Regions from separate parts of the Homo sapiens genome. Here regions 2 and 3 are each linked to region 1. Evidence: chromatin loops called from intact Hi-C (ENCODE). Cell type or tissue: CD4-positive, alpha-beta T cell. All regions are shown on one strand.

Region 1 (8,000 bases):
GCAGAGAGAGGTGCTTGGCACTTTTGTTTAAGAAAACAGTGAATCTTCCATCTTCATTTTTATCCTTAATGGAACTTATAGATATCAGGAATGTAGGACCTTCAGCAGGGTATTTTTTGTACCATAGGAAATAATCAAACATGCTGTTAGTATAGTCACAGTTCAGAATAGAAATTCTTCCTTCCTGGACGCTCAGGGATGGTGAATTTTGCTTAACTTGCTGGTCATCATTCTTCTGTTGACTGTTTACCCCTGTTTGGAAAGAGAATAACAGATTTTCAGTTTTATTTTTAATGTCCCCACAGGAAACCATCAAGATCCGGAAAACAAAACAAAACTTCTCCAATTATCTCCCAGCCTTGTAGTGTTCCTTGTAGCTTTTCTTACTATATTCAAACCTCCCATGCACAACTCACAGTCTGGCTGAAGCCACAGAATCAGCACTGATGCCCCCAGGAGCATGGCCATCCCTCCTGTGAAGATGCAGATTGTCTTATCTCCTGCCTAGAAAGCTGCAAATCTGACTTCAACCTCCTGTGCTTTATTCATGTCCTTCCACAGACCCTTCATTTTACATATGAACAACCTGTGTGGAGCTCTAAGCTTATTTATCTTTATGAAAGGAAGCACTGCCCCCTTTAGTTCAAATGTAGAAAGTTTCTGTAAATGTGTTTCTGTATTTCCTAAAGATGATTTTATAATGCCTTCTCCATAAAAAGTTAAAAAACAAGAGATTGAAAGAGAAGGAAAAGTTTTTAGAGAACACACACACACACAGCAATAGTAGAAAATGATAGCTGAAAATTAGAGAATTACATAAGGTCAAATGACTGACACCTTGTCAACTGGCATACTAAGGCAGACATCTTGTTTAAAAACATTAATAAGGATTGATACTTATTGGGGACGCATATGGGTATGATGTTTTATTTAATACAATGATATGAATTTAGAACACAAAGAAGTTTCGTAGCTTACTCTTTAGTGCAATTGAATTCTAATATGGTCTTCAAATATGCCCATATTTTCTATATGATAAATAGCACAACATAATTAAATTAAATTTAAATTCTGGGTACCTCTCTCAAAAACACAAATCAGCACAACAAAATTTATCTTCTGTATTAGATCACCTTCTGAACTGAAATTATCTCTATTGGAACTTGAATGAGATCATTTAGTGTGTTCTGTATTTTCAAAAGAGAAAAACGGTGACATAATCCTGTAAAGTCTATAGACAATATATTCATGAAATTTACCAGAAGATGCCAAAAAGGCAACATAGCTGCTTATCTTCACTCTTGGTCCACAGGTAATGTATTTCCCCATGGTTTACTATGATGGAGGAAGGAAGAAGAATCAATTGTACTTTTAATGCTGAATTAGTAGGGCAACTAGTGATTTCAGCTGAGATTAAATTCCAAAATGTTTTTTGAAATTATTTTTAGCAAGGACTGATAACACATAATAAAATAATATTTGATGCATATTTTATTATGGTAATAAACATTTTGAATTTTCACTTGAAGAATAATGAAACAAATACTCAGAAAAGTTAAAATGCCTCTATTAAAAGTGTTTTAAGTCCATTAATACATTAAGTCTGGCTGGGCATCATGGCTCACACCTGTAATCCCAGCAGTTTGGGAGGCCAAGGCGGCTGGATCACCTTAGGTCAGGAGTTTGAGACCAGCCTGGCCAACGTGGCGAAACGCTGTCTCTACTAAAAATATGAAATTAGCCGGGCGTGATGGCACCTGCCTGTAATCCCAGCTGCTTGGGAAGCTGAGGCAGGAGAATCGCTTGAACCCAGGAGATGGAGGTTGCAGTAAGCCGAGATCACGCCATTGGACTCCAGCCTGGGCAACAAGAGCGAAACTCCATCTCAAAAAAAATATATATGTCTATGTAATATATATACATATAGTATATATATATATAATATATATAGTATATACATATAGTATATATATATAATATATATAGTATATACATATAGTATATATATAATATATATAGTATATACATATAGTATATATATAATATATATAGTATATACATATAGTATATATATAATATATATAGTATATACATATAGCATATATAATATATAGTATATACATATAGTATATATATACATATGTATAGTATGTACTATACACATATAGTATATATATACATATGTATGTATATATATAGTCTATTAAAAATAATTGATTCAGGAGAAACTGATAAATTGTCTGTGTTGCATATTATATACTTTAAACCTATATAATTCAGACTTTCTAGTGAAGAAATTTTCATTGATTTATTTGTGTATTTATATATCAATCAATATTAATTTAGTTTTTATGCAATATTTAGCAATGTGCCTGGCTTAGAGTCTCAAATATGGTTATGGGACAATCTTCATTCATAAATACCTGGTAATTTGAAGAGAAAGAAAAATGTGTAACTATATACTTACAACATAGCACGAGACATGAGTGTTTTTATGAGGAAAGCATAACGGTGATCCATTAGTTCTGCTGAGGAGGTTAGCAGTGTGGAGTCAGGGAAGACCCTACAAAGGTAGAGCCCTTCAGCTGGGGCCTTAAGAGATAAAGGAAGATTAACAAGTTGGCTTTGTAGGAAAAGGGCATTCCGGACAAAGGTATCTGCAATTTTAAAAGTACACAGACAAATTATAGCCAAGAGTGCTCAGCAAATGAACTCCGTTCATTATAGTTGAATTTCAGTATCTGTCTGTAGGAAATTTATGACTTGATGTTAGGAAGGGTGGTCACACGCAAAACATGAGGATCCATGCATGAATCATGTATAAGAAGGCTGATTTTGCAAGTCCATGGGGCCTAGTGGTCTGTAATAGTCTCTCTCTCGCTCGTGCTCTCATACACATGCACACAGACTCACCATTTAGACAACAAAAGTACAAAATACACAATGCACAGATGCATCACAAGCCCCATGTTGAATCATTGGATATGAGTGACTCTATGCCTTGCTACAGAAAACTGTTTTATTTGGGAGGGGTGTTAGTGCGAGATTTTTCAGCAAGCTTTGAGGCTGATTGTGGGTTATTGGTGGCTCACAATTTTATATTTGTGGTGAATTCACCTTGTTGCTTGTGTGTGTGTGTGTGTGTGTGTGAGAGAGAGAGAGAGAGAGAGTGAGAGAGAGAGAAAGAGAGAGAAAGAGAGAGTATTACAGCCCACTAGGTCCCCTAGACCTGAGGAGATTCTGCTCCTCCTGGGGTATGCATGCTGGAACCAAGAGAAGTTCTCACACTGAAGACTGTGTCATTAAAGTGATTCTAAATCATATCATAGAACAATTAGAATGAAATAGAACTTTTATCTACCGAGAGTGGTGAACATTAAAAGAACTGATGATGGCTCCGCCACACAAGAGCAAGAGGTTCTATTCTGGAGATGTAAAAAATTCACAGTGTTTTGAGCTTGTGGGAGAGCAGAAGATGAGCCTATCAATTTACAAATTTTATAACGTGCTCAAAGCATGTTATAAAAGTCACGTTGACACTTCTATTCCTAGGGAAGTAACCACTCTAAAGAGCCTGAACCTTGGCCTTATTCAGTTTTTATGACAAGTCCCTTGCAGAATCAGTGGAGATGGGTGACACAGCTGTCTCTGCACAGGAAATTAGTTGGGGGAGGGGGTGGGGACACTTGTCATAGCATATCCATATTCATATTTGCATACACCAAACTGAGTCACCAGATATGTTTAGAGAAGTCTGTCTTCCCTAATAAAGACTACTCAGTTATACTACCAGGAATTTCTGAAACATGGGAGTAGAGCTATTCCTTTGATATCTTTACTTTAACAACACAGAATTAGATTGACATATGTTAAATTATTCATAAAGTTATAAGTAATTTCTTTCTGATGAGAATTTTTTAATTAAAAATAATTCCTACATCTTCACATAGTGATAAATCTGATTCTTTGTATATATATATAGATAGATTTTTTTTATTATTATACTTTAAGTTCAGTAAATTTGATTCTTTACACCCAGTGTTTCATGGAAATGCAGGAGCCCACAGGCTGTATCCCTTTCTTCCCTCTCTTCTTTCCCTTGCAACTCACCTTGCTACATGTGTTCTTTTAAGGTCTACTCTTTTTCTGGTAAGACTAGATTTCTGATTGTTCTTTCTCCCAATAGGTATCTGGATACACATTTTTAAAAGACGGACAACTTTCCATTGAACTAATTTATATTTGTCTAGTGCATCAATCAGGGTATCGTCAAGTGCAGGAAAGTCACCATGAGTTGTATGGGATAGGGGCTTAATTATGGGAATTTGGCTTTACGTGATTGTGAAAGGAGACAGGAAAGTGAAGGTCTAAGGGCTGTGGGAGGGCCAGAGAAGGAAACTCTAACCAGTTAATCTGAGAAACCAAGCATTTGCAGCTGCTGAAGTGTGATTTGAAGGGGAAGTTCAAGGAGAAGTCTAAGGAAGCTCTTGCCTTTGTGTGGTTACCATCTCCATTCATCTATCGCCAGGCATCTGAAGGTGACTGGTCAGCAGGAAGGCATGCTAGGCATGGAGTGGAACAGAGTTAGAACATGCTGGCACCTGCTGGGCATATCCGTGTCTATTTGTCAGATATGACAAATGACTGCTTCAGAGAGCAGTGGCTACTGTTTCACTTTTGCCTTCCATAGCTCACACACATTACTCTTTGGCCAATTTTATCCTGCTACTATACAAAAAAGGAAACTCTGGGAAACTTGGTTCCCTGCTTAATCCAGTACAAACCACCATTTTGTACCTCCTTATAAACTTTGCGTTAGGTCATACCTCATTTGATGGTATTTAATTTCCATATAAGACAATAGTAAAATAATTATTCTACCTAATAGGATGCAATTTCTTCCATAAAATTGTAAGGATGCTAACCTTTTCCCCAAAAGAAAATGCAAGGTCCCTTGTGTCACTTTATACATCTTTAAATGAAGTTTATTCTTTTTCTAGTTGAGTCATACTTCTCCTTTGATAACCTGTGAATTTTATAGTGAGCCATAAAGCTAACAAATAAAAACACATACTATTGCAGACAGTAGAAGAATAAAAGAAATAAAAAGAATGGGTTGTTAACCCTCCCCGCCCCACACACACACATCAAAGTAAGGAAGATGTACCCATAACTACTTCAGATCTTGTTTCTGTCACTGGTCAAGAGGTTGTAGCTAGTATGCACAATTTCATTCTTCTGCCATCATTCATTATTGTTTTTTGCCCTCAGCAATCATATTTCTTTGTCTGGTGGGATGATAACCTCAAGATCTATGTCTTAGCAGTCCTGCCTATATTGAGTTGCTGTAGTTTTCCATTAAATTTTATCATCATTCATGGTGGGATTAAGAGTTTCCACAGACATACTCTTCTTTACCCCCACTGTATTGTAGCAAACCATTTCTCCATGAAAGGCAGCATCAATCATCTCAGCCAGTAGAATAACACCTCTTCTTTGCTTTTGGTTGACTGGAATGAGGAGTCCATGCCATTCTCTTGCCTATACTATAATGTCAAATTAGTTTTGGCCAGCCCAGCTGCTCAGGTGTCTACCTATGTGGATCAAATGCAGTGATCTTCAGGCCTCCATAAGCTGTCCCCAAATTTGCAACTGGGCCACATATGTTTCCCGGCTCCTGAAGAGGGCTGGGCATTTGCTAGACTCACTCATCCATGATTTCAGAAAAACTTGAGGGAAATGAAATTGACCCTTTGAAAAACAAAAGCAAAGCTGATTTTAAGGATTTTTCTCTTTTTCCTTGATTTTCAGCAGTTTTACTCTGATGTGTAGAAGTATGCATTTCTCTTGTTCTGTGTGTGTTTATGTGTGTGTGTGTGCATGTGCTTTACATTTACCCTGTTTAGAGTTTGCTGAGTACCTTGAATCAGTGGAGACTTTTATCAAATTGGAAATTTCAGCTTTATTTAATAGTCAAAATGGATCACATTTATGTATCATATTTATCATATCTTATACAACTTATTTAGAAATACTTTCCACACTTAAAAGGGATTAGGGTCTCTGAAGAACTAACATTTTCTTATCATCAATCAGTTGCATGATTATTTTTATTTGTTCTTAGTGCAGTTATCTTTATCTGCTCTGTTAGGATGTAGATATGCTTAGTAATTTTGTTCCCCATATCCTTCACCTTACCATATTATGATTTACAGACGATTCATTTCAAGGTTCTTATTTAGTCTCCCATAAAATAAGAGTTACTTATGAACATTATTTAATAACTTGCAAATTATACATTATGTCTTAAAATTGCTATAATCTGCCTTGCTTCCTGCCTATATATGTATGCTGTTCCTCAAATTGGAGAACCTTCCCCCACTTGCTTTTGTTCTTCAGTCTGATTAACTCCTATTAAATTGCCAGATTTTGAACTGAGGCACCACATACTCCAGAAAGCTTCCTTTAACAGACATCTGTTTGTTTTTATAATACCCTTTACTGTGCCAGTTAAGTCCTTCTCTATTTTATAGGAACTGATAATAAAAATGTGTTCCCCACTAGAAATATATTCAACAAGGAAAGAACTCTTTATTTATTCAAAGTTCCCTACAGAACCTAATAGGTATTTGATAATTATTTGTTGAATAATTAATGTATCAAACTTGTGAGTAGTGGTGGGTGGGAAATATCATCTTCACATTATAAATGAGGATTCTGAGATGAGGGACAAATAAAATGACTCACTTGCTGAAGATGACATAGCATACTCATGACTGGAAATAAGCTTTTTTCTAATAACCTTCACAAAACATAACAAAGAGGAAAATGATATAGATACTATTGAATATGAGCAAAATGAACAATTAAAAATACTTTAAGAAGTTGGAGACCGGGTGTGGTGGCTCACGCCTGTAATGCCAGCACTTTGGGAGGCCGAGGTGGGCAGATCACCTGAGGTTGGGAGTTCGAGACAAGCCTGACCAACATGGAGAAACCCTGTCTCTACTAAAAATACAAGAAATTAGCTGGGCATGATGGCGCATACCTGTAATCTCAGCTACTCGGGAGACTGAGGCAGGACAATCGCTTGAACCTGGGAGGTGGAGGTTGTGGTGAGCCGAGATTGAGCCATTGCACTCCAGCCTGGGTGACAAGAGTGAAACTCCGACTCAAAAAAAAAAAAGAAGTTGGAAAAAAAAATAATGAAGGATTAGAGAGCTTAGCATGTCTTTTTTGACACATTTTGGTTTGACTTTCTCAAGATTTTCCTTTATACATAGATAATGTAAGATAAGAATAAGTAGCATTCGGGGTGCAAATACCCTTTTTGACAGAAAGCCTTATCATTGAGTTTGAGGGATCCTTTATCTAGAATTTCTGACTCATTGATTCCCTGATTTAGGGATTAGGATGTTAGGAATTGTTCTGTTTAGCACAGAGATAGTTACTAGAGTAAGTATTCATCAGAATCTTTTTTGGAAATGAAATCACTTTGATTTATCAAGTGTATGCTTCTCAAAACCATGTTACAGCAAAACACATGGACATCTCTAACTTATTGTTGAGTCTTAGAATTGCAGGTACTTGTCTGATTTCAGGCTTCAGGTGCCTGGGAAGCACTGTGTCTCCACAGCATAGAGGTAAGTGGCTGAGTCTCTGGTCAAGTATGCAGAAAGCTCTGACCATCCTTCATGGTAGTAGAGGCCATCTATTTTCCCTCTTCCTTTTCATCTTCACTTAAGTCTGTTAGAAAAAATATCATGGAAAATTTCCTAGGATTCTGTCTGTACTAAAGTAAGCCATAAAAAAGATGTGGAAAAGGAAGTACAGGTGAGACTGGTGCTTTCTTGCTCTTGGATATGGAGGATTGAGGACTCTGCTCATTCTTATCCAGAGAGATATGATAATATATGAAAGAGTTGATCAATCAATAGATTTTGCCTAGTAATACCATTCCCACAGATATCTGCAGGGGAACCATTTATGCACCTGCACCA
Region 2 (8,000 bases), 320 kb before region 1:
ATCCCTTGCCTGGTGGTTTCAGTGACAGGGAATGGACACAGTGGATGTTTATTTCTGTCTATCCTTTCTCTCCCCGCCTCTCTCTCTGTAGTTTTGCATCTATAGAAGCAAAAGGAGATGACAGACAGGAAACAGAGAGGGATTTGAAATAAGACCTCAGATTCCCATTCAGGTTTCATTTTTTCCCTCTCCACTTTCATTTAAAACCCATTCTGAACCAAATACCACATACCTATTCAAACTCCGCTCTCAATTTTCCTCTTTATTGTGGATGATGCTGGTGGAAACGGCCTCGGCTATACCAAGAATAATTTAAGATTGAGGTAAGGAAGGACTTCTGACAGGGAATGCTACTAAACATTAGAACAGGTTACTCAGGGGAGTCATTTGGAAAGGATGACCTCCCCCTCAAAAAAGTTAGGGCATCACCTCCAGAGAAGACACTGAAAGCAGGAAAGATTCTGACTTTCCAGGGTCAAGGTCAGCTGTACACGCAGCAGGGAGACAGACCTAACAACTCAGGGTCCAAAAGAAAATCTGTGAATATTGAGGTTAAAGAAGAGAAAGGACCTCAGAGGACACCACTTAACTTTAAGCAATATCTGGTTCTTTAAAACCTGACACTGGGGTGACATTCCAGAATTTCCAGTATACTGCTGTGTCTTGTTACACTTACTTGGATGGACAGTCAAGATGGTCCCTTGTCCAAATGTCAGCTTTCCATAGCTAGTACCACCAGCATTAGCACTGCACTGGAGGCCTTTACAAGAACCCTAGGGGGACTTCTGAAGCTCGCAGACTTCCTCCTCTTTTAATTCTGGGGAGAATAAACTCACCCAAAGGGGCCTGGGTCTGTGAGGCTCAGTTTCATCCCACCAAAGGCTGGAAGACCATTTCCACCTCTGGTCCTGGGACACTGACCTGCTGCGTCCCCCGAGGTCCGGCTTCCTGCCTCCCATCTCTCTCCATTTCCTCTGGTTTTTGTCTTGAGGCTTACTGATTTCTCATGTTCAGCATCTCTCTTTCTAAAGGTCTCATTTCCATTTTACAGCATCATTTTCAGGACAATTTCTCTGATCAGTTTTCAAGACACGTCCTCCCCTCCCCTCGAGGTGTCACACATTTCTGATGACAATGAATTGATTACAAGGAGACAAGAGGAGAGTGTTCAGCTTTTTGGAGAATGACTAGAATTAGATGAGATTTAGACTGTAGCCTCATGAAACAGGATCTCCTGAGCTTCCCTTCATGCCCTAGCATAAGAAATAAAAATGATGGGCACATGTAACTGAGCTTTCACACAACGTAGTTTTTTTGTCAGTCTTGAATTTGGTGAAATGTAAGTAGTAGCTCACAGAAAAAAGTTTTTATCTGTGCCTTCTTACGGTGATTAACTATCCTGGGGATCATTCTGGGCTTAGCAAAGAATGACCTTTGTCCTGGAAAACCCCTGAAACCCAGGAAAACCAGGACATCTGGTTACTCCACAGTCTCACCTGAGGTGTTCTGACCTCACAGAGCAGCCCGGTGACCACAGTGGTAGGGTTAAGTGAGGTCTCTATTAGGGGCAGGCTTTTGCACATTTACTTGGGGTTCCTGTAAATTTCATCCCTTGACCAAATAATGCTTCTGTTGCCAACAGACACAACCACAGGAATCCTGGGAGTCACCCTGGCTGTGTCTGGATGTCACAAAAAATGTGAAGAGCAAAATCCAGGCAGTTTCATGATGTGGTGATGATCAAACCCTGTCCCCCAGGGGTGTGAAAAACAGACACCTCTTTAATAGAATTTAGTTTTCTTAACTCAGACTTTTTTTGGGCTGAATTTATGCTAGCCTGTTTAGTCATGTCTTCAAGCAACCACTTGTTACAAAGGGTTAAAGTTTTAGCTTGCTTACTATCATGAAAAGGGTGAGAGAAAAAGGCTATTATTTAGCTAAGAAGACGTATCCATTTTTTTTAAGGACAGCAGTCAGGGATTCAAACGACCCTTCCCATCTCTTCACTATTTCACAGTATTCACTGTCTAAAGGGCTTCCCACCCTCTCTTCAGCCTCCGCAGGACATAAGCAAAACCAGATGCCTGCCCTCAGCTGAGGTCCTCAAACAGACAGGCACCCAAAGTGTTGCTGTGGCAATAATCTCTGTGTTCCACTTACTGCAGGAAAACAGAATTTAATCATGGGTTCCTTGGACTCCAGCCTTGCCATATAGTTCCTGCAGCTAGAATCCACTGCATGGAAAATCTGGCATACGATTACTGTCCAGAGCTCTGGAAGAATGCTAGCCTTGCACAGATATTTTCTTTGCCTGGTTAGGCTGTCAAACACCCTGACCTCGTCAATGTTTTAAAAGGTAGGAGTTGTTACAGTTCTCAGTCCCCTAAGAGGCTGACCAAGTGCTGAGAGGGGCTCCCAGCTTCTCTGCATTCTGGAAAACCCACCGCAGAGCCCCGCCCTAGTGTGCTTCCGGTAAGAAACCAAAGAAAAAAGCCTACTGTCTGGTCCCTAGCATTGGCTGCCCACCCTCTGAAAAGCGACTGAGTCCTTGAGTCTCCTGGGATGTTCATATGAATCCCCTTGAAGCTTTAATTTGATAAGACCTCAGTGGAGACTGCTGAACCCCTGGGATTTAACATCATATATTATTCATTGTTGCTGTTGCCACAGACGTGCTGATTTTGCCCCTGCTGAGCAAGGCACTTCTGCACATGGGAACTTGATGGCTAACCACACTGCATGTTCTTCAGGCAGGGCCTATCCCAGAACGTTCCAAGCTGTCTGCTAGCAAGTCTGCATTAACTCCCTCAATGCTGCATGCACGGTGTCCCTGAGTCCTTCACCACCCGCCCCGCCACCAGAGCCAGTCTTTTTAAGAATTTTGCCTGGGCTGTGTTTTTCAAAGTGCCTCTCTCTAGTGTGCATCTCTTCTTAATCACAGAAAGCAGATCTGAGTAAGTAAAACTGGGGCATTTGGCCTTTACTCAACATCAGGGCACTTAGGAGACCGGGGCCCTTTGATAAGTTTTTCCCATTTTCATTTTATCTGAATTTTACAAGTCAGTCTTCTCCAGCCTTAGTTTATAAGCACCACTTTCAGAAGTCCACCAGCAGCGCAGATTTTCAAGAAGTGCCATTAGCAACCACTGTGCCTTACTTTTATATCTAACATTTAAAAACTTTTCTAAGTACTCACACATTACCATTAGGGAAGGGTGGGTGTATATTTGAAGGAGAGAATGTACTGCTCTATTCTCACGACTCAGAGGACAGATGAATTTTCCCCTTCTCAGGTGAACTAAGTAAAGTGGAGGCTGAATCCACTATTTTGGTAACCAAAGAAAAAGTGGGGTTAAATGCTCTGCCTGAGTTAACCAGACAGTTAACTGACTGGACCTCAGTTACCAGACTGGGGATTGAGAACAGTTCTTTTCAGAGAGGTAAAGTGAAGGTAAAAGAAGAAAAGGAGCCTGCTTATAGAATTTTCAGCATTAGTTAATGAAGTTGCAGGGTTCCATTATTTCAGGCGATAAATTTAAGAGGAGTGTTAGTATCTAAGTCAGGACAATTTATATTTGGTCTACTGCATTTGCGTAGTCACGATATGCCAATTTCCTCTTTATCTTTTCGGCAAACATTTCCTGACCCTTAGCTGGATCCCTCAGGATTCTGTATTCAGTTTTTCTCCTTGCACCAATAATCTTGTTTAAGATGAATGATAGGAATGTTTTGGGCTGAAAGTAATTTAGTCTTTGTACAGTGGAGTTCTAATCCCTCTGATGGGCACCATATCCCCCCAGCACAAACATTAGATTTGGAACCTAAGCTGGAATGTTTTGGAGGGGCAAGTAATTAAATCAGAAGTGTTTGAATTCCCCCTTCCCCCACTCCCTTCAAACTTACTTGGATTCACGGTTAAGAGAGTTCCTTTTCCAAATGTCAGTTTATAGTTGCTACCTCCACTATTCTCACAGCCACAGAAGGCTTTACAGAAACAGGAACAGAAGCTGCTCTTTGCAGAAGGGTCCTGGGGGTCAATATAGTCACGATTGCTCAACTCTTCATTAAGCTACAGGTTTATAGGTTATTTGATAATAAGTCCAGAATGCAGCTGCTGTAGGTGAGTGCTGGAGTTCCAGAGGACAATATATCATATATATATAGATATATATATATGTATATATCTTTAAAGTTTTTGAAATTTAATTTTAATTTTTTTTTATCATTTTCTTTGTGACTAAGCTGCCATCATGGTTCCAGTAATCCATTTCTTTCTTTTTTTTTCTTTCCTAATTATCTTCCCTTGGCTGGTACTCAGATAGTTTCTACTTTTTGCACTTGTTGGGGTAACTATTTCTCTGCTTTTTTTTTCGTTGAAATTGCATATCAATTCACCGGATTCTGATTTACTAGAAACTGATTGTAGAAGGGGAGGGAAGCGAGACAGTTTTTACAGGGAGGTGTTTAAAAGTGGAAATTTGAGGGCTTTCCTGTCTTTCCTGGTCTGCTTCTCTACAAAGGACAATGCAAAATGAGTATACGTCCCTCAAGGAGAGCTTGCAGGACACGGTCTAGAAAGGAAAAGACTGTACTCAGCTGCATGTAGCTTCACCCTGTCATACTTACTTGGGTTGATAGTCAGCCTGGTTCCTTGGCCAAATACCAGCTTCTGGGCTCCCTGAATTACACCACAGCACGAGGCTTTACAGAAACTGCCAGCGAGGGCCCACCTCTCCCCACTGAGGAAGACATATGATCTGCCCTCCTAGCAGTCCAGGGCTGTGGCAGAGAATGGCCCGAATTTCACTGGCCAGAGAAGTTTAGGACAGGATCTCCTTGGGCTGCTCATTTTCTCTTTCACAAAGCCTCCTTTAGCAGTTGTAGACATGGTCCAGATTTTCCAGTTGCCTTGCCAATCAAATATTTAACATCTTTGTTTTCACCCCACAGAATTTTAATTTTTTTTTAAAACATTTCTTTCATCTTTTACAGAGCTCTCCCTAAAAACAGCTGGATTAAAAGAATCTTTAAAGTCAGAGTCTACTAGGTCTCCCGAGTAAAGTTAATCTGGCTTCCTCCTTAAAATTTCCGGTTTGAATGCGAGGGCCTGCTCATCTGGGACCTAATTTGTCGTGCTAAGACAGGAAAGGTGAAAAGGCAATGCAGAAAATCCAGGGGAAATCCTGCACTGTGAGATCTTCTTGTCCCTCCACACTTACTTGGATTTATTTTTGTACTCATCCCCTTTCCCCAACAGGAGCATTACCAGCACTTGTCACTAACAGGGATCCATCCTCCAAATCAACTCTAGAGACTCCCACCCACAGGAATTTTAGTGTGGAAACAGACATGGTTTCTTCCTCTGCTCAGGGAAATTTAATTGAAAAACCATTTCTAATTTTGCCAAATGGAAAGGATTAGGAGAAAATCTGTTTGCCTCTGTTCTCCTTCCTCCTCCCCCTTCGTCTTCAACAGTTTTAAACTATTTATAGAAACATCCCTTTAGGGTTAGAGAAATGTGGCAAATTTCTAATCTCTTCATCCTTTTTCTTGCTATCTATTTACCGCAGTCATGTATTTACAATCTAAATTTACATTTCATTTCCATTTGCAGGAGCTTCTAATGCACTTCTCTATTACTTCAAGAACACTGTGTATAATAATAAACTCTACAGAAATAAACCAAATCACAAGAAGCTTTCAGGTCTGGAGGCTGACATTTCTCAAGACAGGTATGGGGCAAACAACTTATTTCTCTTCCAGGCAAGACTAAGATAGGGGCAGCCCAGTCAACTGAGCAACTAGGCTTGCAGGGTGGACATGTTATGTCTAAATAACTATCTATTGAGCCTTGCTCCTTGGGATTAATTTGGATTTTCTTTTTAATCTAGTTCCCAAATACCAGCTTCCCATCTTTTAGCTCTTAGAATCTCTCTGACAGGGAAAGCTTAAGTTAAATCTCATGGGGTTTTTGAATCTCAACAAATATTTCACCTCAGTACACATCACAAATAGAGGCAACAAAAGAAGGATGAATATAACACCTTTGGGAGAGAATTTATAACAGTTCTTTGGGAAAGATGGGAATTATAAGAAAAAGTAGAATTGTGTGTGCTTTTCCTGATTATCATTTTTAGTATCTGCAGGACTGTAAATGTCCAGTCCAGTTTGGAAATGGAGCAGCTGACTCACCTGCTCTTTAGACCTTTGTTAACCAGTGAACACACAGGTTAGCGTGGAAATGCTTTTCTCTCTTATGCTGTTTTAGGCATAAGAAACTTTAGGAAGGTCGCATGGGGTTCACATAATACATACTAGGACATTCTGATTCTAGCCATTCTAATGGGGATAATAATTTGGTCATAAAAGTAGTTTTATTTTAAGATACTCATTGAATAGTTGGTATCTTTTGGGAATTATGAGCAAAAGTTAAATCCCAAACAATTGTTTGAAATGAGCTTGCATTATCATAGAAAGCAGAGATTCCCTCATGGAACAAAATTTCAGCTACATTCAAGTTAACTGAAATTAGGTTTGTTTTGAGAATGGTGGAGCAATACTCAAAATATTCCCCCAAGTATTGCATTTGGATTAGGGAATCCTTCTCTAAGCTTAGTTGCCACCTTTTCAATGAGGGACTCAGAAGTGAGTGGGTATCAAAAGGGGCTTCTCTGGTGCAGAAAGCTCAGACAAGGCAGAGATGAAAATGTTCCATGAGGACCCAATTAGAAATGCAGCAGTTAACAGCACCCTGGGGCTTGTTTTCAGAAGTTCGTGGTCTTTCTGACTAATTTGAATATTTGCTTTCAATCTTAACTTTTCCCTAAATATCAGCTTGTAGTCAGTGTCAGTACCAGAAAATCTTACACGGCTTTACCCAATTTAGCTTGGCTCCAAGATTTTGAGTTATGGGGATTAGACAATTCTTTTCCTAATTGCACCAACATGGAAGCTTTGGGAAGACAAGTCAGCTGACACGGAGTGCTGGCTCAGTTGTTTAATCAGCAGGCTACATCTCACTGTTTCCTTTTGGATTGGGTTGCATTGCATACTCCCAGCCATTGGTATGTATTTTAGTCTAATCTGTCCTTCTTTTGTCCTTTCTAAATGCTTTCTGCCCCTACACACTAAAACTTCAATTCAGATTCCATTTGTCAGACACATATCTCCAACATTAACAAAAACACACTGAACATTCCCAAGTACTTAAAGGTGTTAAAGAAACAGTCCCAAAGGGGCTGCAGTCAGGGGCTGCCCACATTGTCATTTTCTCCAGAAAGACCCATGGTGAAAGATGCTAATAACTGGGCAGGAGATTCGGTTATCTTTCACTGAATTTCTAAGGATGGTGGCTTATGTTTGGAAACAAATAACATTCATTAAAACATACCTGGTCTAACACTCAGAGTTATTCCTTTTCCAAATGTCAGCTTACTATTGGCTCCAGTATAACACAATGACACGAGGATCTACAAAAACTCAGTTGCCCAGACTCCCCTTGATATTTACTTAAGTGCTTACTTGTCATCCAAGAATCCCCCTGATAAAACCAGCTGTTTATAGTGTGGGACTGGTGGAAGAGTTTACGGACCACCTGGGGCCTTCCTTTCTCTTCACACTCATTGTCCCCTTATTGGAAATGTACCAACATCCCCTCACAGCACGCCGGCTGTGGTAAAATGGGAACAGGAACTGCCTCCCCCATTCTACAGAGGAGGAAAATAGAGGCTCAGAGAGTTAATCAATTTTCTCTTAGTCCCATGGAAAATCTCACCAATTATAACGAAGAATGAAGCCTTCGAACAGTCTGACTCCTTAACTCAGTGCTCCATTGGTACTGTCATTCTCAGCTATTAGATAAAATAGCACATGAGGGCAAACAACAGAGACCTGCGTGTAGTAGGAATACACCAGCAGTTGTTTTGCACTGGAATCCATTAATGGGACTGCTGTGGTTTGGACCTGGGTTATAAAACAGAATGGAAAATTTGGAAATCAGG
Region 3 (8,000 bases), 340 kb before region 1:
AGGAATGGAGCACTCCAAAGGGAAACCAAGAAACATGCAGCCTGTAAATCTCCTACTTGGATTATATTAGTGCTATTTCAGGGACAGAGCTCTCCTTTGCAAACCCATTACAGAAGCCATCTCTCTCCTTCCTACTTTGCTTCTTTGTCTGATGGATCTCTTACCTTGGCCTGCTTAATTAAAAAATGATATGATTTTTCATGCTCTTCCTATGAAACTAAATCTGGTGATGCCTGTGCTGGGTCTCAAGGCTGAGAGATGATGAGGCCAAATTTTGTCACCTGTGCAAGCCTGTTTTAGGTGGTGGGTCCAGGATGTCTGATGTATGGACACAGGGTACAGGTGTGGGCATGTGTAAATATTCAAGGGAGGGAGATACCTAGTTTTCCTGGAGCAGAGCATTCATGAAAGGGAATCAGTGGGAATAAATTTGGAGAATAGAAAGGGCCCAGATTTCAGAGAGCTTTGAGTGACATGCTAGGATCTGGACATGATTTCCTCTTGAGATGATTTCTCAAAATATGAATGCCCAGATGAAGCATTGAGTTGCACAGAGGAGAGACGCATAAAAAAAGGCAGAAAAATGAGTGAAAAATGTAAAGTGAGAATATAGTTTTAAAAGAATAAAGAACACAGAACTCCTGTTGTGTTAACAGGAGTTTCTTGAGGCCTTCAAGTCATAAACATTTTGCTAATGATGGATACAATTCTTATGAAATCGGCAGTAAGTCCATCATGGTAAGCCTCAGAGCTCTCCTTCGCCCCTCCTGTCCAGAGTAGAGGGACCCAGAATTGCCGCTTCAGATAGCAGTGATTTTAGCTTGCACAGTTTACATGGGTATTTCCCTTGTCCTACCTTCCCTTGTCCCTCAAACATGAACACCAACAACCTTTAAAATACAGCCTGTCTTGTCTGTAATACTCACTTGCTAAAACCTTCAGCCTGGTGCCTGTTCCAAAGATGTATTTGTAGGTTCCTGAGGTAGTCACAGTGTTATGTGTCTCTACATAAACCAACATAATGTTACCATTTATGGAAGCAGCTTTACTCTCCATGAATAAAAGGGGCATTACATGCACTTTCCCCATTGAAAGGCCTTGACCTCGTATTTTTCTACAAGTAATTTATTTCGGATTATATCTTAATTCATACAGAAAGTCTTCACTGCTTCTATTGGGTCCGAGTTTGCAAAAGTTCTTCAATCTCATGCTATCTTTATGCATGTTTATTAATTAAAGAGTCTGATTTAGTGAACATATGAGGACTTAAGCATCTAAATGACTGTTGAACCCTCTGAAATATTCCATCTAGGATTCCCCCCGAGAGCCAGTTTATGAGCCACATAAACAAACCCATGACATTATTTTATAGTTACATCTATTTTTGGATCCAAAACAGTATCAGTAACTAGTCGATTCTCTCCTCTATTTAATAGCCTTGGTTCTGAAAGGATTTTGATTATCAAGAGTAAAATCCACCTTTAAAAGATAAAGCCATCATGGATGCTACAAAAAGAAAGTGTTTTGGCCTTTGAGGGTGGTTTCAGGGAGGGGGAAAGCAATGGACAGTGTTGGATGCTTCAAGCTGAGTGTTTTGACTAGGCCACTCATTGAAATGTATAAACTCGATTTGTTAACAAATCAGCCCCATTACCTTATTGTCACAGCTGGTTCGTGTGCAGAAGATTGTTGATGAAATACTACTGAAATGTGAGATGGCAGACATTTTTGCAAACAGGGTGCCTGCAGGAAAGCACCCCTGTTTCTGTAATTCTAACAGAAAAAAACCCAATAACAACAAAAAACACACTGAATTCTGCAAGTGTGGAGACAGCTTGTATAATTTTCAATATTGCTTTTTATAATCTATCACGATTACCCTCTCCCTCACAGCTTCACAACTTGGATAAATATTCTGTTTTATTACAGATAATCTAGTGGACATGGGGAGGCCCTCTGCAGTCCTGGGATTCTCTGCCTCTCCCATAGGGTTGGCTTGGCCAGCCTAGTTAAGGGGGTGAAGTCCATGTGGGGGCCTGCTTTGTCCCTACGGTGAGGAAGGGGGCTACCTAAACAGAAGCATTGATGTGATAAATCAAGGGCTCTGTTCTCTCTCTAGAGAAAGTTACATTGTTCTGCTATTCTCGTAGAGGAAGAAAGCCATGCCAAGCTTGGAACTCCTGCTGCCCTCCCTTCACTGGAGTCCTCAGTCCACTCGCCTTATTTTTCTGTTTTTCTTTCTTTTTGTTTTTGAGACGGAGTCTCGCTCTATCACCCAGGCTGGAATGCAGTGCCACGATCTAGGCTCACTGCAATCTCTGCCTCCCGGGTTCAAGAGATTCTCTTGCCTTAGCTTCCCAAGTAGCTGGAATTACAGGTGCCCGCCACCACGCCCGGCTAATTTTTGTATTTTTAGTAGAGATGGGGTTTCATTATGTTGATCAGGCTGGTCTTGAACTCTTGACCTCAAGCTATCCACCTGCCTCAGCCTCCCAAAGTGATAGAATTACAGGCATGAGCCACTGTGCCCAGCCCACTCATCTTATTTTTTAATTCTACCAGACAACACAAGCATCAACTCAACAGGGTCCTTGCCACTTATCTGTTGAGGACACACTTCCTTGGCTATGCCATTGCTTTGGTAGCTTCCCTTTTCATGGCCTTGTTTCTGTCTCTATCACAAAGCTTTGCTTCTTATCTCTGCCTTTCCCAAAGCCACAACGTGCTTTGTGGACCTTTGAAAAACAGTGATTGCAGCATTAGTACAATTTATCAAACTGCCCCGAGACCTGATAACCAAATCCAGCCTCCAGGGAAACATGTATTCATATCTTGCTCACACATCAGACATAGTTAACAACTGCATGCTAAGCATAGCAATTAAATTCAGCTGTGTTTCAACAGGTCCCATTGGATTTCTTTCCAGAGAGGACAATTAGTAAACCACAAAAACTCACGGGGTGTGACCAACAGCGAGGTGCCTTTGCCGAAGTTGAGTGCATACCCGGAATTTGAGTTCCACAGTGCGTTCTCCCTAAACAAAAAACCCCTTGCAGTAGCCACCATGTCCCTTCTCCTATGATTCCTATTAAAGCTAATGTCTGAAAACCAATCACACAGCAGTCACACAGACTGTGGGTCATCCATGGGCCCTTGATGGTGTAAATAAAGCTTCCCTCTTCCATGAGACCATTGCTGACAAGGTCACCACTCCCCACAGTGATGTGGGTGATCAATATTGAGATCTGCCATCTGAGGGAGGGGGCCCTGTGACATGTTATGAAGTCTGGAGTTTTCCTATGTCCAGCAGAACGACGTGCTGGTCTGGACTGGGAACAGCCAGGGGCATGGACAGAAACAATTCTGTGGGGTTCAAGGGTGAAGGTGGGGGGAAGATATCACAGAGAAAGGAGTTGGTAAGTCTCTTCTCACTCACTCTGCATTGCACTTTAGTTGCACTTACTGCTTTTGTTTTCACTTCACCAATGTTCTAACAAGTTAAGGGTATAGGATGTTAAGCAAGTTTCCTTAGTGTGTCTCCAAAACAGTCATTGGAAGGTCATTCTAGCCCACTTCATCCCATTACACATAACACATATCACTCTGGAAAAGTTATCTGAGTATTCAGGACTCTCTGTTCTCTATTTGAGAGCCCTTTCATTCTGTTGCCCAGAGTGACAAAGTACTGATGATAAATCAGGACTTTGAATCCCCAACACTTACTTGGTTTAACAGAGAGTTTAGTGCCTTTTCCAAAGATGAGATTTCCTTGGCTTCCTCCATAATTCACACAGTCCTATGGGGCTTTACAATAATCAACAGGTGGGAAGGATGGAGGGGAAGGCTGAGCAAGTGAGATCACCTTCCCCTCTAGTGGAAGTCTCCCCACCTTGCAGCCTCTGTTTCCAGTTCCTTTGCAAGGTCAGGACAGTTCTCTAAAATTAACAGCTGGCTGTGCAGATAGATCTGAACTTGATCGTAAATCCCCTGTTTTGTTCCTAGGACACTGGGTTCTGACAGAATGCTTGTGCCAGAGGCACAATAGCAAGGTTGGGCAGAAACATCCCACCCAGCACAGGAGGTCAACATTGAGGTCCCAGGGGCTACTTTAGGGACCAGGAGCACCATGCCACTTTCTCAGCCATATTTCTTTTTCTTTCTTTTTTTGAGATGTAGTCTCGCTCTGTCGCCAGGCTGGAGTGCAGTGGCACGATCTCGGCCCACGGCAACCTCCGCCTTCCGGGTTCAAGCGATTCTCCTGCCTCAGCCTCCTGAGTAGCTGGGACTACCGGCGCATGCCACCATGCCCAGCTAATTTTTTGTATTTTTAGTAGAGATGGGGTTTCACCATGTTGGCCAGGATGGTCTGCATCTCTTGACCTCATGATCTTCCCGCCTCGGCCTCCCAAAGTGCTGGGATTACAGGAGTGAGCTACCGCACCCGGCTTATATTTAGCATTTTTATATATCCAGAGCCAAGCCAATGAAGAAACCAGTGAAATTTTCTACTTCTTCTTGACCTAATCCTTAAGATTGCCAGAATTCATCAACTAACAGACTTCCAACCAGCTCAGGGTCTCAGGCACAAAGAAACCAGGTACTTAGATCCTCTTGGGAGTGGCAGTGTCTTAACCCCACAGAAACTGCCCAGAACAGCACCATTGCTCACTCAGGTCAGCTTTTAAGATTGACCCATTCCCCCAACTTACTTGGTTTTACTGTCAGTCTGGTCCCTGCTCCAAAGCGCATGTCATTGTTATTGTCACAGTAATACATGCTCTAACAAAAACCTCCTGGGGAAAACTTGCAGCCACCTCCCAGCATGGCAGGGACAAGGGGGAGCAGCACTGACAAGTACCACGCCACACACAGTTCCATTCTCCTTTTCCTACAGAAATGGGGTCATTTTGTCATGCTTCTAGACTGTAAATATGGGCACTTATCAGTGCACTGAGCACAGTTAATTGAGACCCCAAATTGGCACACTGGGACATAATCAGCTTTCAAACAGGTCCCCAAATGGTGCATAAACCAACACTGCAAACAAATTATGCCCAGGTACACTATTTGTCTTCAGGGACAACTTTTTATGAAGAACTACCTGAGAACTTCTACAATTTGCATCTTACTCATGGGTCAAAATACTCAAACTACTCATCTATGTAATTTCATATAAATTATCATGTATTTGTTTCATAATTGCACATAATGAAACATGGCAGTGCTTTGGGGGAGAGGAGTTGGCATTTGTTTATGTTCTTAGAGGGTCAAGATTTTGCTTTACTTCACCAATGTTCTAACAAGTTAAGGATATAGGATGTTAAGCAAGTTTCCTTAGTGTGTCTCCAAAATAGTCATTGGAAGGTCATTCTAGCCCACTTCATCCCATTACGCATAACACATATCACTCTGGAAAAGTTATCCGAGTATTCAGGACTCTCTGTTCTCTATTTGAGAGCCCTTTCATTTTGTTGCCCAGAGTGATATCATCAGAGACAAAGTCCTGATGATAAATTAATTCCCAAACCACTGTTCTAAAGGAAATACATAGGGTAATAAAGACTGAAGAAGCTTGGAGCAGAGAGGTTCTGTTTTCACAGGTGGAAAGGAAAGCCTCCGTAACAGGTATAAAAATAGCACAAGAACTGACTGAATGCAGGTATGTGTCCTCAGTGAGATCACCTCCCACTGGAAGGAAGGAAGGACTACATCCAGCCAGGATATCCCCTCTGCAGTATCCCCTGTTTTAAAGGAACACACAGTTAAGTTACCTCACGGTTTCTGTTACCTACCGAGCGTGACCTGAAGTCTTGTTCCAGTCCCAAAGGTGAGTTTACTGGCAGTGCCGGTATTTACACTGTGAGATGCTTCATAACAGAAACCTGTTGCTTGACTTTCCATCTGGTGTTCACTCCCTCACTCAGAACTCTCCCCATGATCTCTCCCAGATGGGCAGCCTGGGTGAGCCCTCACAGATGCATTTCCCTTTCCCAAACTCCACAGTATTAATTCCTATGAGGGCAGCTGGGCTCTGGCCAGATACTCACTTGACTAACATTACCTGCTGGTTGCCCTCTTTGACCTCAGTTGGTCATGGGGTGCTGACTAGATGGTTAAGGCTGAGGAGTTGTCAAGTTCAACTCTGAAGACATTGAGAATTGAATTCTTTGTCCTTTCTGTTTCTGGGTTTTATCTTAATGAATCCCTCTTGTCATACTTGATGAGTGATGGGGCCGAGAAATCAAATGATTAATAACTGCTCTAATTTAAGGTCCCTAAGTCAGGCAGAGAAGAGGGTATAAAGACAGAAAAGGAGAAATGGCCAAATCTCTATCTACACAGCCATTTCCACATTTCCTATGAAAGCAATTTTCGTTGCAAAGGTGCTGCTGGCAAAGTGGCCTCCATTTGTTTGTGACCCATCCTAAGCTCATATCTTTTGTCTGCTGGCATCCAGATTTTCCAATGAGGGACTCCTACTCAAACACAGTTGCCAAAGGGCAGATCTCAGGAGTCCTCCAAAGCACAAACTGCATCACCTCCTTGTCTACATGGCTCAAAACCTCCCATGTAAGTAGGATAGTGCCAAAAATGGTAGTGGCACCAGAAGCACATGAGCCAAGGTTTAGAAATGTCCCCATGAGGACTGCATTTTGAACCCCACCTCCCAGGCAAAAGCACTTACAGGGCTGGATGATTAGATGAGTCCCTTTGCCAAAGGTGAGTCCGTCAGCACCTCCTCCTGAATACACACTCTGGGCCAACCCTTTACATAAACTCCTCTGCCAGAAAAACTCATGCCCTGAACCTCCCGTAACCTCCACAGCTGCTCTGAAACCCACAGACACCAGGTACAGCTAATAGCCCTGGTCATTGCTACTGGTCACTTCTCCCTCTCCTCTGTTGCTGGCATAAAAGCTTGAAACACACATAACCAGAGTAAGGGCCCTGGAGATGATGACTGCAGTTTCTTGACACACTGCCAACCAACTGCATCACTGTTGGCTTCTTTATGAATGTGGACCTGGCCACAGGACCCTCATGTAGGACAGATGGGAAGAACGGAGGGCCCTTAGCCACAAATATTAAAAGGAGTATGAAAAGACACTATGGTTTGTTGATCTGGAATCCAAAGGAGGACAACTCAAATGTCAGGCTAGAACAAATAATAGGAAAAGGCATAAATATCTTACTTTCTGCTCAGACTTACTGGGCCTAACTGCTAAACGAGTCCCGGTCCCAAAAGTCAGCTTGTCTCCGCTGCTTTTCTTCTCACGGCTGTCAGCAGCTTTACAGAAACAGGGCAGACACCTGTCACCAGTGTCTCCTCACCAACCTGTCTACCCAGGCTATTTCATGACACTGATCCCACAAATGCCCTACAAGGCCCAGCAGTGTGCAGCTTTTCTTACACATCTCTAAGTCACGGGCTCGGGATAAATCTCCAAGCTCGAAACTACAGATTGAGGTTCCATTTTGGAAGTCTAGACACCCAAACAGCAAGCACTGTGGTCTACAGAGATGGTGACAATTTTTTTTTCAAATTTAACTCAATTTTCAAACTGTGGGTCTCACCAGTGAATGGATGTGATTAACGCTCTCGAAGGCAACCCATGGAAATTCTTAATGAATCACACTAATGAAATGCTTGCGTTGCGCTTGGAATTTCACTTTTCCTTTCTTTAGAATCAAATACTTCCCAGCCAGAAAAAGTTTATTTAATATGCAATGAAACCCAGGTTGGGACTTGAGTGTGTTTTATACTCACAGGACTTGACTCTCAGAATGGTTCCTGCGCCAAAGACCAGTTTGTTTCCATATTCCACACAGCGTCAAACTCCTCTACAAAAACAGTGGTTGAGCATGGGTGGTGTGTGGGGCGGGGCTAAGCTACTCGGTTCTGGAAACAGAGGACTGTTCCACTTTGCATTTAGGACCTGTTGATATTTGCCCAAGAAGCTGAAGACATTGTGATAATTGCAGAAACTTGTAAAAGTAAA

What was found. A loop is a pair of places that touch in the nucleus more often than their neighbours do. Peaks named below come from ENCODE experiments on the same cell type or tissue, not always from the same donor. Only the 100,000 strongest peaks of a DNase experiment are listed, where the experiment ranks them.
Region 2: it touches region 1 in a loop (9-fold over the local background); 3 of 110 quality-filtered maps call a loop at or near these places.
Region 3: a loop joins it to region 1, with 7 times the contacts of the local background. A loop is called at or near these places in 4 of 110 quality-filtered maps.

Annotation. Positions count from the first base shown.
Region 1 is chr14:22,155,817-22,163,816 of GRCh38, reverse strand. It overlaps TRA and TRAV29DV5. Among named protein-coding and RNA genes, the nearest start is that of TRD-AS1, 320 kb to the left of the region's middle. In CD4-positive, alpha-beta T cell, no CTCF peak of the experiment used is centred here; a DNase peak (open chromatin) is centred at 3,666; H3K4me3 peaks cover 649 bases.
Region 2 is chr14:22,478,973-22,486,972 of GRCh38, reverse strand. TRD-AS1 (TRD antisense RNA 1) reads left to right here and starts at 4,014. Exons shown (of 5, transcript NR_148361.1): 1 at 4,014-4,120; 2 at 5,615-5,732. It also overlaps TRA, TRAJ56, the pseudogene TRAJ55, TRAJ54, TRAJ53 and TRAJ52. RefSeq lists a silencer at 2,091-2,140. In CD4-positive, alpha-beta T cell, no CTCF peak of the experiment used is centred here; no DNase peak of the experiment used is centred here; H3K4me3 peaks cover 8,000 bases; H3K27ac peaks cover 1,041 bases.
Region 3 is chr14:22,492,676-22,500,675 of GRCh38, reverse strand. It overlaps TRA, TRAJ47, TRAJ46, TRAJ45, TRAJ44 and TRAJ43, and 3 more genes. Among named protein-coding and RNA genes, the nearest start is that of TRD-AS1, 14 kb to the right of the region's middle. RefSeq lists enhancers at 6,616-6,675, 6,706-6,755. In CD4-positive, alpha-beta T cell, no CTCF peak of the experiment used is centred here; DNase peaks (open chromatin) are centred at 3,885 and 7,875; H3K4me3 peaks cover 8,000 bases; H3K27ac peaks cover 6,867 bases.